2 separate regions of the Homo sapiens genome follow, and region 1 is linked to region 2. A link is an interaction called in ENCODE POLR2A ChIA-PET data of the cell type or tissue named here. Cell type or tissue: MCF 10A. All regions are shown on one strand. Links, peaks and the distances in the headings refer to the core of each region. The heading gives the core; the rest is flanking DNA. Region 1 overlaps GALNT7 (polypeptide N-acetylgalactosaminyltransferase 7). Region 2 has its middle 140 kb from the start of LINC02269.

Evidence for each region. ChIA-PET counts read pairs that join two places held together with the same protein. Peaks named below come from ENCODE experiments on the same cell type or tissue, not always from the same donor. Only the 100,000 strongest peaks of a DNase experiment are listed, where the experiment ranks them.
Region 1: POLR2A ChIA-PET joins it to region 2 with 9 read pairs; 1 of 35 experiments calls an interaction of 5 or more read pairs at or near these places.

What each region holds. Positions count from the first base shown.
Region 1 is chr4:173,211,508-173,218,387 of GRCh38, forward strand. All of the region lies in intron 1 of GALNT7 (polypeptide N-acetylgalactosaminyltransferase 7), which reads left to right. Among named protein-coding and RNA genes, the nearest start is that of GALNT7-DT, 45 kb to the left of the region's middle. In MCF 10A, for the core only: no CTCF peak of the experiment used is centred there; a DNase peak (open chromatin) is centred at 3,404.
Region 2 is chr4:173,751,075-173,757,954 of GRCh38, forward strand. No RefSeq gene overlaps it. Among named protein-coding and RNA genes, the nearest start is that of LINC02269, 140 kb to the right of the region's middle. In MCF 10A, for the core only: a CTCF peak has its summit at 1,736 (motif pointing left); a DNase peak (open chromatin) is centred at 1,727.

The DNA.
Region 1 (6,880 bases), core at 778-5,777, 540 kb before region 2:
ATCATTTCTAACATATAGGATAAGAATGTAGACTAATATTATACACAGATTTGTTCAATAACAAGAGTCAGCAACAAAAGGGAGTTTCAAGTTACTCTTTAGATTATCAGGAAATTTAATGTAAAATATCCTACCTGCACATGTGTGCACGAGCACGTGTGCACACACACACACATTGTCTAAATAGTCTTGTTAATTGAAGTTTCATTGTGATGGGCATGACCGTGTAGATTTTATATGCATTTCCATGTTCTTGATACCTTTTAGACTCACCTCATAGATTATACTTTTCTGAAACTGCTTTTAAAAATCTATATCAAAATAGATACCAAGGGCTATTATAATTATTTTAGTATATCTCTGGACATCATAACCAAATACAAAAGTTCTTCAGCCTGTCAGTTTTCAAAGTGTCAGCTCTGGATTTTTCAGGTTAAAATTTCATATCTTTAATAACAAGGCTGCCAGATATCAGCAGGCAGTGTGGTTGACTACTCTGTAATTTAATGGGAGTTCTTCATAGGTGAGTCACAGTGGCTTTCTTCTCTTTCTTTCACATGGTGCTGACAAGGACAGCACACGTGCTATACTGAAAGATAGTAAGTCTCAGAAAGGTCATCCAAAGGTAATTTGTGGATTATTTTTGATGAGTTGGAGATATGGAGAAAAATGTTTGCTCTTTAACACTTAATTTTGTATGAAGTGACCAAACTTAGATTATCTAGTTTTATTTCATGCAAGTGAATTTAACAATTAAATATTTTCATAGTTCTTTAATCCGTATGCTTATTAAAAATCAACTTAAGTCTACAAAAGTCACAAGTAATTAACAAGCCTGTTAAATAAAATAATGATATCCATAATAGCCTACAAATAACTACTAGAATTTTTAAAAAGCATTTTAAAGGTCCAAAACGTTTAAACAGGTTATTTAGCAGTAATCAGGATGGTTATATGACACTCACTTGAAAGAGGCTTCAGTTTAGATTATCTAGACTAACTGTCTTTTTACAAATGGAAAATTCAGAGAGATCCAAAGAGATGAAGGGATTAACTCCACTCACATAGAGATTCCCTTCCAGTGCTAGTTTGCCACTGTCTTCTGACTCACTTCAGTTGGCTTTTTTTTTTTTTATCAGCTATGATGACTTTCTTTTGCTAGAATGTAATATCATGTTAAGGTATAGTGATTTGCTTATAATAAAATGATTTAAAATATTTTGACACATGTCTATTGGACATATCAATACAACAGAACAAAGACAATAGCCCCATGACTTCAGTGCTTCAGAGTTCCATGTGTGTTTCCTTCCGTGTGTCTAACATAGGACATTAAAGAGCATGATCATTTCTTCAAAAATAGGTTCCTTCAAGCTGAGTACAAGATCCAAATTTTAAAAATACCTTTTGTGGAAAATACTAAAACTTGGAACCACAACCTTGTTTCTCTCTTTTAACGTAATTGCTCACTTCATGAAAAAAAAATCCCCTTTGGACAAATGGATGTAATTGTATATGTAATGCACTGGGAAGTATGAGTTACTATTGATTAACTTGTATTAAATATCTGAGAAAAAGGTATGTATTTTATTTGTAATTTTAAGTTGACGAGATGATAAATAGAAAACCCCTTATTTGGAGTTCCCTGATGTATTCTTAGTGGTCAAGACCCTTAAAACAAAAAATGTGATTTCTCGTTTTACATTCTCCTCCTTTCTAGTTTTTTTTTCCTTCTTATGCAGAACAGAGATTTTATTGTAGAATTAAAACTGATAAACCTGATCCCTCAGCTCTGTGCTATTTTGTTTACCCCATGAGGAGTTGCTCCCCATAAACCTGAGAGTTTGTTAGAAGGTACCTTGTTCAGAAGATTATCAGGTTTAAGCAATTGCCATTCAAGAGAGTAAAGAAGAACTAGTCTGGAAGCTGGCAAGAAAAAAAAAGTTGTTATTTCTAAGTCAATGTTTGTAGAACAATTGCCTGGTTAGGCAATGAGACAGTAGTGTTTAATACAATTGAGCTGTGGTGTATAATATGAGTAGTCATACACTCTTTTGTAAGAGTCTTGGATTGATATTTTTGTTATACTTTGCAATCAAATAAAGGAGGCTGTTTGCACATATCCTGAAAACGATTTGATAACTATATAGTGATTATTTCTCGGTAATTTTTGAAGGTCTACTAACCAAAAAATTCTAATAAAATTCACTCTTATGAAATTAAAGATTAAGTCACAAAAATACAACTGTTTAGATAAATATTCAAGCACTGACAGGCATATAGCACCTCAGTTCTGTTTGTTTGCTGGCCATTATGTTTTTACCAGCTTTTGTTTTAAAAGTCTCATCTTTCTCCTTGATTAAATTAAATGAACATCCTTTCCTGTTACTCCAAAGGATTCCTTATAATTTTTTTATAGCACCTTTGATTTTAGACTGAGGGCTTTTAGATAGACTTAAATAGATTCTTCTACTGTATGTTTCTGAAATATTGGCCCCTGTACTTTACCAACATACATTTCACTTTATAAAGTTAATGTAAGGGCTTTTCAGTGACTCCAGGCAAACCTCAAACAATCTCTGATTTGCAAAAAGATCAAGATGCCTCTGGAAATAACACACAACCCAGTGTTGTTATTATTATTTTTTTGCAAGACCTAACTAGAGAAGTGATCATTATACTGTATATTCTTTAATCTTGATGTTTTTAAAGAAGTTTAAGTGTTGTATCCTTTAAGCAATTAAGTTCAGTTCAAAAGACAGAATAAATACAAAGCTCTTTAAAAAAAAAAAAAACCCTTAAGAGACCACATTGTGGTAAGTATTTCAGCCTCTGGATTTTGATAAACTAGAAAGCTTTATTTTGAGGAGTCATTAACTTGCAATTTGGCCCAGATCACTCTGTAAGGTCATGGTAGCTTCAGACCCCTTATCTCTAACTAGCCTGCCCGCTGGGACAGAAAGTGTGTTCCAAGAGAAAGAGCAAGATCTCTATGATTAGATTGAGTCTACAGGGGACTGAGAGCCCTAAGAAAACTTCAGATTTTAAGAAATCTTCAAAGAGAAAAGAGACTTAACAGATCCAGATGAGCCATGGGAACAGTGAAGTGCTTGGTGCATGTATATATAAGTTCTCAATAGAGCTGTTTCAACCACTAGTCCAAATTCAACTTCTCAAGCCTGGTAGAGTCAAATTTCTGGCACTTGGCAGCAGAGAGTTTATAGAATGCCTTGATGGAATCAAGTAGTAACCTGTCTTCCTTGTCTTCCTTTTGCTTCCAAACTTATGACTTGGATTTTTTTTTTTTTTTAATGCTCTTTCCAGCCCTAGTAGTGACAGCATTTTCCAAAATGTTACTCAAAACCTCTCAAATAGCAGAGGCAGTACCAACACATCCTGGCATCTAGCCTACGGTCGTGCTTCAGGAATACACTGACTGCCTTGGTGATGGCCAAATGCCAGTTCTTATAGTTAAGTTGTGGCTTGGACATGTGGACCCATTCCTTTCTGTAATCCTATCATGATCCCCTGCTTTCTTTCTTCCCTACCAGAATCTAAGCTCCTGGAAAGCAAATGCTATGACTTTTATCTCTTGTATTCCCACAGCCATGTTGGCTAGAAATATGGTGGATACACAAAGAAAGTTAGTTGAAAGAACAAATCCAACTATCCAAGAGGTTCTGAATACCCACTGGCCCCACCACCAACCTCTGCTCTTCTTCTTCTTTTTTTTTTTTTTTTGATATGGAGTCTTGTTCTGTCGCCCAGGCTGGAGAGCAGTGGTGTGATCTCGGCTCACTGCAATATCCGTCTCCTGGATTCAAGCGATTCTCCTGCCTCTACCTTCCAAGTAGCAGTGATTACAGGCGTGTGCCACCATGCCTGGCTACTTTTTGTATTTTTAGTAGAGACGGGGGTTCACCATGTTGCCCAGGCTGGTCTTGAACTCCTGACCTCAGGTGATCCGCTGCCTCGGCCTTTCGAAGTGCTGGGATTGCAGGTGTCAGCCACCATACCCGGCCTGCTGTTCTCCTTTTAATGCACCCAAGTCCTGGGGAACCCGACTGGGGATCAGAGCTGTGAGCTGGGGGAGGGCCCGTTGTTTTGACCCTAAGACCTAGCCTGACTTGAGAAGTTTCAGGATGTGGAATTTCATCAGGCTCAAGGAATCCTTTCAAGGAGCATTCTGACAATAGAACCATATAAAATCCACTCTTCTTTTTGTCAATTATTTTGAAACTGTTCCAGTAATTAAGATTGAGCTAGAAAATATGAACTACATTTTTACAAATACTCAGACCTTCAAAACAGGCTTTAAAAGGCCGGGTGCAGTGGTTCACGCCCGTAATCCCAGCACTTTGGGAGGCCAAGGCGGCAGATTGCTTGAGCCCAGGAGTTCGAGACCAGCCTGGGCAACATGGTGAAACCCCTTCTCTCTCTAAAAATAAAAAAATAAAAATAAAGAAATCAGCCGGGCATGGCAGCATGGGCCTGTAGTCCCAGCTACTTGGGAGGCTGAGGTGGGAGGATGGCTTGAGCCTGAAAAGCAGATGTTGCAGTGAGCTGCGATCACACACTCCAGCCTGGGTGACAGAGCAAGACTCTGTCTAAAAAAAAGCCCACAAGCTGGCTTTAAAGTGAACTAATAATGATGTCTATGTTATGATTCTATATGATATTTGAATATGTTCACCCTTTTCTCTTTTAATATTGTTTCAACTACTGATTTACTTTAGCAAACACTTTCTTCATTAAAAGTGCAAAGGTAAACTTAAACCATCCAAATAATCAGCCAAATCAGTCGAATCTACATGAAATATACAACAATCTAAATGCTTAAAATAGATAAGTACAATAGTGGAGGGCGTAATGTGTTACTGGGCTTTTGACATCAAGGACGTCTGTGTTCGAATCCTGACTTTGTCAGTTGTTAGTACCAGTTGTATTGACTTAGATAAATCATTTCACCTTTCCAAGTCTCAGTGTTTTCTTTTATAAAAACTATGGTTGTCAGGAGGATTTTGTGAGATAATTATATATGAAAGAACCTACTAGGATGTATTCTTTAGTAAACATTCAGTATTTGGCTCTCTATTTGGCAACTGAGTGGTGGTTGTGTTCCCCAGGTGTGAGGGTTCCTGGGCTGGGCTGGGGCTACTGTCTTGTAGTTTCAGTAATTTGGTTTCTTGTGTACTATTCATATATATATATATATATATATTTTTTTTTTTTTTTTTTTGGAGACGGAGTCTCACTCTTGTCCCCCAGGCTGGAGTGCAATGGCGCAATCTCGGCTCACTGCAACCTCTGCCTCCCAGCTTCAAGTGATTCTCCTGTCTCAGCCTCCCGAGTAGCTGGGACTACAGGTACCTGCCACCACGCCTGGCTAATTTTTGTATTTTTAGTAGAGACGAGGTTTCACCATGTTGGCCAGGCTGATCTTGAACTCCTGACCTCGGGTGATCCGCCTGCCTCGGCCTCCCAAAGTGCTGGGATTACAGGTGTGAGCCACCATGCCTGGCCCTTATTATATATTTTTATATACTTTAGAAAATTTGATCTGCGGAAAATCTGGTTCTTGTTTTTTGGCCACATTATCAGATCAGTCACTCATCTACTGTAAGTACATTAAAAAGAATACATGGTCACTTTGCCCAGTTAACCAGAGAATGGTGCCATTAAGTTAAAAAATGCATATACATGTATAGGCATGATCCTCATATAGATTAGTTTTGTTAGCTGCACAGTCACAGATCAAATCCTGAGTTATTACCCTTCTTACAGAAGGGTGTGTCGCTTGTTCATGGTGGGGACAAGGTTGTCAGTGAGGATAGCTTGATAGTAATAAACTATTACTACCATTGGAAGAACATTTCAAAATACAATATTATGCATCCTACTTAGGTTATTTTCACTTCATATGGTAATAGTCCATTAATTTACCCTAATAATATTTAGTAGATTTTGACATCTACTAGAACATAAGGTTGAAGTGAAAAGCATGTTTTAGTTTGTGCATTTTAAAACAATTTTCTACGAAAGAAAACCAAAATTACCTTCCATAGCTTTCTTATTTAAATTGGACTTAATATTTCTATTGTTTTTAAGATTCAACTCTTGGAATCTTCTACATTTCTTTGCCTAAGTAATAGGGGATGGTTTATGTTTTTTGCCATTCATAATTTTTCTTAAACCTTCATACCCACATTTAGCCATATGCGCTTTAAGACACACAGTGAAGATGAAATTTAATACACATCAAACTTCTGTGCAGACTTGGTGAGAAACAGATATTTTGCAGCCTGCTTTCACTCTGTGAGTCATTAAGGAGTGGGTTGATAAACTTGCATTGCAACCTTGCTTATAGAAGATTGTGCCTATTGTAAGATACTCCCTATAAAGCCAAAAGATAAAAAAATGCTAAGGGTACTGACAATTGTTTATAAAATACAGTCATAAAGACATCCCGCTCCAGAGAGTTCTCTGATTAAACTTCACAATAACTGTAATTTCTCTGCCTGAATCACTTTGTTAAATTTTGTCTTGGCTTCTGGAGACAGGGTAGGGAGACAGATTAAATTTCAATACCTTATGCTATTCATTGGGCTTGGGAGAGTTTCTTCAGCATAAATGATAATAAAGATAGATTAGTGATTCTGGTTTATCCTCTAATCTTAGCATAGACATTTTCTGTAGATTAGAAGTCATTTCATTTATGAACCAAATAAGGCTTCTGATATAAAAAGAAAAATGAATCTTACTCAGTTCCCTAAGGCTTAGAAAAGATTGCTGGAATTTAGGAGTTGGGTAAATGGTTTTACTTTAGCTACTAATCCAATTGAAAAAACGTGAGACGATTTTCTGAAAAGCTAAAAAGCTC
Region 2 (6,880 bases), core at 1,268-6,267:
GGATAACCATATGAAAAAAAGATAAAATTACATCCATTTATCACACCATATGGTAGATATCCAAATGGATCAGAGATCTAAATGCATGAAATATTTCAGGAGCAATAAGGAAAAAAGTGATAAATTTGACACAGAGTAATATTCTGAACACATAAAATGCTTCAAAGAATTGAGAAAAAAGGCAAAACCTTAGAGAAAATGGGGAAAAAATACAGATAGTTCTCAGAAAAAGAAATAAAAATGACCCTCACACATAGAAAAATATACTGAATATATGAGAAATGCAAATTAAAACTACACTGAGATAACACTTCTCACCCACCTGACTGGCAGAGATCCCAAAATTTGTAAACTATACTCTGTTGTAGAGGTTTTGATGAAATAAGTATGCAAAGTGGTATCAGCTTCAATGGGTTTGGGGGTGGGAGGATTTAGCATTATTGAGCAAAACTGCATATACATTTACCCTTCAATCCTGCAACATGAATTCTAGGAATCTGTTCCAAAAATGCAAAGTGACATATGGTCAAGACTGTTCCTCATAGAATTACTTATAATACTAAAAGATGAAATAGCTTAAATATCGATAAGAGACTGGTTCAATAAACTAGAGAACATTGACACATGGAACACAGGCCCTTTTTTGCTTAACAAAGGTGTCTGAAATGCTTGTTATTTTCATTATATTAAAAGGAGTCATTAGAATGGTTATCTATCAACCTAAAGCCTCAACCAATTTCCTAAAACACAGTGAATAACATATATGTAATAAATGATCATGTAAAGATGTAAAATGCCTAAAAAATCCACCTCTTAATAACCAATTACTGTGGTTGTTAACAGTCACCTTATATGGCGACTTCCGGGGAAAGTGCCTTTTCTTACCTTCAGCAGCAGCCTTCCTGAAGCATATGCCCTTTTGAAAGTCCATGTAGGCTTTGCCATTTTGACAACTGTGTATGGAGACTCAAGACTTTATCTGACATCATTTTGTTTAAAAAGTTGTATTGAGGTTTGAGGACACGAATATGTATTCTACCTGTATTAACTGGCCAAAAAATAAAGTTGTATTGGAGAGGTGTCTGTGGGTTTGAATGCTAAAACTTACAGTTTGGGATACTAAAAATCGAAAGGTAGAAAATATTAATGGGGGATGTTCTGCAGGGCATATGGTATGATTCATCATAGAATAGAATCAGAGAGATTTCTGCATGCTCCTTTTGAATGACATTCAGAATTCATCTTTAATGGAAAAAAGTAAGGTACAGAACAGAGTGTAGAAGCGTGTAGAGTGAGCTACTTTTTGTGTAACAGAGGGTCAAGGAGTGATAAAAGTGTATAGCATTTTCTTACGTTTTCAAAAGAATTAGCATGAGGTTACCTATAAGGCAGGGATGACTTTGGAGCTATGTAATGTTTTACATAACTGTTTTACATAACTGACAATCAAAATGAAAATCAAATTAAATCAAAAGACAAAAGAATCTAAAGTCATACAGAAGGGGTGCCGTAAGGTTGGAGACTCTTCTGAGGAGCGGGCACTGCCTGGCAGGGACTGCACCTCTGAAGGTACAACGAAGCTGGTTTTGGGGCTCTTGCAAAATGGGCTGGAGACTGGAATCACGTTCCAGGGTGAAGGGTGGTTACTGAGGCAAGAAAGGGGAGACCGCCTGCAAATGAGAACAAGTCCTTTCTCCCTCCTTCTGCCGTTCAGTCTCTCTAGCGCCCCCTCTTGGCAGATCCTAAAGAAAGCTGATTGCAATGCGGAAACTGGAGCTGCAAGGCCCCAAAAGCAGGAAGAAAGGGTTTGGGGCTGGGGGGCAATAGCTTAGTAACTAACATGATTGGTAAAATTGAAGGCCAAGAGTTTACTTGTGACAGGGAGAATTTACAAGGAGGCTCTAGGAACCAAATGACACTGTAACACAAGGTTTTTCAGTACCATTGAAGGCTGACACAGGCAAAATGACTTTCAAATGAGATAATGCAAGTGAAATGGCCTCAGATTTATAAAGTACCATGCAAGTAGGAAAATAATAGTTTTAATGTTGATGCTTTAACTTCACTTTTAACTATGATGGGGATATTTGATAAAAGAAAATTTGTGAAGCCAAAGATAATCATGAGATAAATTATGAAAAGATGTTTATTAGTTTTAGAAACAGAAATAATAGTTTGCCTTACTTTCTCTAATTGAGGCAATTTTATTTTAATTTGGAGGTTTTCAAAAGGACACACACTTTTATTAGTTTTTCTGTCATAACTTGCAGAGTTTTGTGGATCTTTGCAAAAACTTGAGTTAAATTTTCTTTAATGATGTGTCTATATATTATACATTGGCTACATAAAAGCACTGAATTACTGTGCTATATCATTACATTACTGATTATATTAATGTGTGTCTCTGTAGTGTAATAATTTTTGCATTTATTCATTCATTAAAGATAATCATAACTAATACAATTACAATTTCATTTTAAAGTCATTATTCATAGTCATCAATTTAGAGATAAGAATGAAATTATGTTGATAAGTTCATAAACTGATGGCTGGAGGCCAATCAGATTGCTTCGTGTTCCCAAATTATTTTATAATTATGTTACTTATGGTTAACATGTGGATGTGAAACAAAGATTCTGGAATTCAAGTCATGCTAAAAGAGCTGTGAGTCACTGTTCATTTTTAAATCTCTCACATAGTTAAAGAAAAGGTGTGTAGAAACTATTTCATAAGTTTAATTAACATGATTATAGATATTGCATACACTTGTAAATAGAGAAAAGCAATCTGCAAAAAGAACAAAATAATTCTGATACTTTATAAAAATAGCATAACTAAATTTAGCAAAAAGTAAGGGATCATTGATAAGCTAGAATATTAGAATAGGATTTTCAGAAACGGTCATTTGTTTGGGGAACGAAAATAATTGTAACCAGGCCAGATGACATATTTATAGGTTTCCAGGGGAAACAGAAACTTACCTCAAATAAAAAGTTGCAAGTGGTCAATGTAATTAAAAAAGAAAAGTAGTGAAATTATCCAAGAACAAGGTGGGGCTTGGTGTAGGAAAATAGCCTTTAATTCACACATAAGAGTAACATACAAAGGGAATACACCATTTTTAATTGAAAACTGAAATCAACTGAAAGCATTTTAGTTGAAAACACATCAAGTATCTGTATCATTATTATTCCATCTGCAGAATGTAGTTGTAACTCACAATGTTTTCAACTATTTTTTTCAGTAAATATTTACTATCTATCTGTCTGTCTGTCTGTCTGTCTGTCTGTCTGTCTGTCTATCTATCTATCTATCTATAGAGACAAGGTCTTGCCATGTTGCCCAGGTTGGTCTCGAACTCCTGGGCTCAAGAGATCCTCCTGTCTTGGCCTCCCAAAGCGCTGGGATTACAGGTGTGAATCACTGTGCTGGGCCTTGAGTATGTATTTAATGTGTAAGACTCTGTGGTAGGCACCAACAGCAGAGGCAAAGGTTAGCAAGGAATTGTCAAGGAGTTTATAATCTGACAATGTGGATAAAAGAAATATACACACATTTTGAAAGTAAAATATAAAGTGTCAAGTGCTATAAAAACAATACAAACACAACATTTTGGAAGATCGTTGGAAAAAAAGAGCATATTCAATCGGAAAGATCAGGAAAAGCTTCATGAAGGAGAGAACATGGGAGAATAAGCATTTTCACAGGATGGGTAATAGAGATAAATAAAAATAGTACAAGTGACATTTGTTTTGTGCTAGGCACCGTCTTAAGAATTTATGCATATGATGTCATTTAATCCTCAAAACAACCACAGAACATAGTACTCATATTATCACTATTCCACAAATGAGGCTTAGAGAGGTTAATTTTCCCCAGTTCTCACAGTTAGTGGCAAATCCATAATTTAGAACCATATCTGCCTAACTCCAGAGCCTAAACCTTGCTTACTGTATTATACTCCTTTGTAAAGAAGAATCGTTTACGAAAGCGAAAACTGAAAATCCTACATCTATAGTTTATTTATTTGCTTATTCATTATTATTTTTATTATTTTTAACTCTTTTAGAGATAGAGTCTCACTATGTTGCCCACGCTCACTTCAAATTTCTGAGCTCAAGCAGTCCTGCTGCCTCAGTCTCCTGAGTAGCTGGGACTACATGGGTGCACCAACATACATCTCTATATTATAACAGTTATATTTAACGTGACACTTATATTTTGGTAAAATGGTGATTTAAAAGTTAATATTGGTAGGAATATGATAAAAATGTATATTCTCTCATTCAGTTGTAAAGCAAATACAAAATTGCACATGCGTTTGTTATAGCAGAATCAGCATATAGTAGATTCTCAGTAAATGTTGAATAAATGAATAAATAAGGTAGAAAATCTGTATGCATATGGACAGAGATTGGGAGACTGATATGTGAAAATGATTAGTTGCAATAGGATTGTGGGACTTTGAGGCCTAGCTAGTCCTCTTTCAGTTATCTTTAATTTTGTATATGGTCGGATCATCCGGCTTTGAGTAGAAACCAGTTGTTTATTTCCTTTTCATTAACAAAGGACTAATGAGTTCAACCTAAAAGGACAGATGAATCAGCCTGTGATATCAATAATCAATAGAGAATTCTTCTGCAGAATATTCACTAACATGCACAGTTTTTGAATAGTTAAAAAAATTTTATTTTTTCAGTAATGAAGAATATGAATCAGAGAAAATGATGCATATATATCATAACTTCGGCATGCACGAATGAGACCAGATGAGGCAACAATAGTTTACATTTTGACTTATTTCTTTAATTTCAAAAAATTGAAGTCTTATTAATCATTTGCTAGTTCTATGCAATGGTACATTCTTCAAATCATACCTAATGATAATAACAGGAGAAATGATAAATGAAAATGGTCAAAGCATTCAATAACATGTTGCTGTTATAGTAAGATTTTGAAATAGAATGTAGCATGTTATGGGATTTTGCCTTTAACTAGACTAAAATATACTTTATTGATTCAGGTAGAAGGAACTATTAAATATTATATACAAATTACTTTATACTTATTTCATTAGGAAACAACATTAATATACATATATGTGCACATACACATATGTTTACCAGTGAAGTTGATTAACTTTTAGTTCTGGAGCACCGTTTTTCTTTTCACTAAAAAAGTGGTTTCTGGTGGCAACATTAACCACATTTGTATGTGTTGGGTCGACCTGTTTATTGATTCACCAAGAAGCTGTCAAGATTTTTTTTTTAAGCAGCATCTCGCTCTGTTCCCCAGGCTGGAGTGCAGTGGCTCCAATCATGACTTATTGCAGCCTCAACCTCTCAGGCTCAAGTGATCCTCTCACTTCAGCCTCCAGAATAGCTGAGACTATAGGCACGCACCTCAAGGCACGCACCTCCATGCCTGGCTAATTTTTTAAGAAAAATTTTGCAGAGATGGGGTCTCACTATGTTGCCTAGGCTGAACTCGAACTTCAGGGCTCAAGCAGTCCTCTCACCTCAGCCTCCCAAAGTGCTGAGATTAGAGGAGTAAGCCACCGTGCCCTGAAGCTGTCAGTTTTAAATGGGACCTAGAGCAAGAGAAGGCTCTGCAGCAGGTCTAGGCTGAAGCACAAGGTACTGTGCTACTTGGGCTTTATGATTAGGCAGATCCAATGGCACCCAAAATGTCTCTGGCAAATAGAATGTTGTATGCAGCCCCTGACAAACTCTAACAGAAGACCACTAGCATTTTGGAAACAAATCAATTTTCTCTTTGAGAAACAGCTCCTGTCCCTGACTTGCTGCTAGTCCTTGTTGACATTGAATACCTGGCTAAGATGCTGCAAGTGAACATTTGACCTGAACTGTCCATCTGATCCAAAATATCATAGGGTTGGGTTTGTTCAGAAGCACCCCATTATCAAGTGGTGGTGGTATACAAGATATAGGGCTCAAGAAGTTACTGAAGGCACAATAGGTTGTCTGAGCAGGTGGCTCTAATTATCTTGGTGTCTACTTCTGCTGCTCTAATCTCATACCCCCTACCCATACCTGGTCTCATGGGAAGTTTTCTTTCATTGGTTGACTAAGAATACAGAAATTCAAGTGAAGTTTGTAGGTGGTTTTGTACAGCATGTTGGCACTAGCTAGAGGTGGACTGAGGAAACATTACAGTGCCTCTCAGAGGTGGCCCAGAAGGACACTGAGAAATAGGAAAAACCCTCCCAGTAGGAAAAGTAGCAAGCAGTGCATTTGAGTATTTACTTTGCTTGGAAGGAGAGAGGGCCAGAGGTAAGGATCTACAGGAATTAATAAATAGCACCTTACAGGTTGGCTGGGTGTTCAGGATAAATGCTGGAAGATTGATGGGATGTAGATCTGGGAAAAGATTTATGAATTGGCTTCTAGAATAGTGGCGTATGTGAAGATACTCTCTTATGGAAGATAATTTAAATAACTTGGTGGACAGGATGATCCAATGAGCCTTTTTCCCAACAACTCTAGAGCGGACTCTTGGGCTCATGAAAAAAACAGTAGCAATAGAAGTCCCATGATTTCAATACCATGGGCTTCCCCTCACCAAGTGTGAACTGATTTCTGCCAATCTGAGGTCTTCAATCTGGTTATCCTGTTGAAGCCATCCTAAAATAGATACAGCTATTGATGGAATTCTAGAAAGGCAATGAGGCCTACACTAAGCCCTCAGTGTGGCCCCATTCCCCAGGGGGACAGATAGCTACCCATGGGAAGTTGGACTGTGGACTCCTTCCATCCTGAAAAGCGTGGTGATTTATTATCACTAGAATAGAGTCTTCCTCTGTATGTGGGTTTGCCTTTCTTGCTCATATTTCTTTTGTAAGCATTACCATCTTTAGACT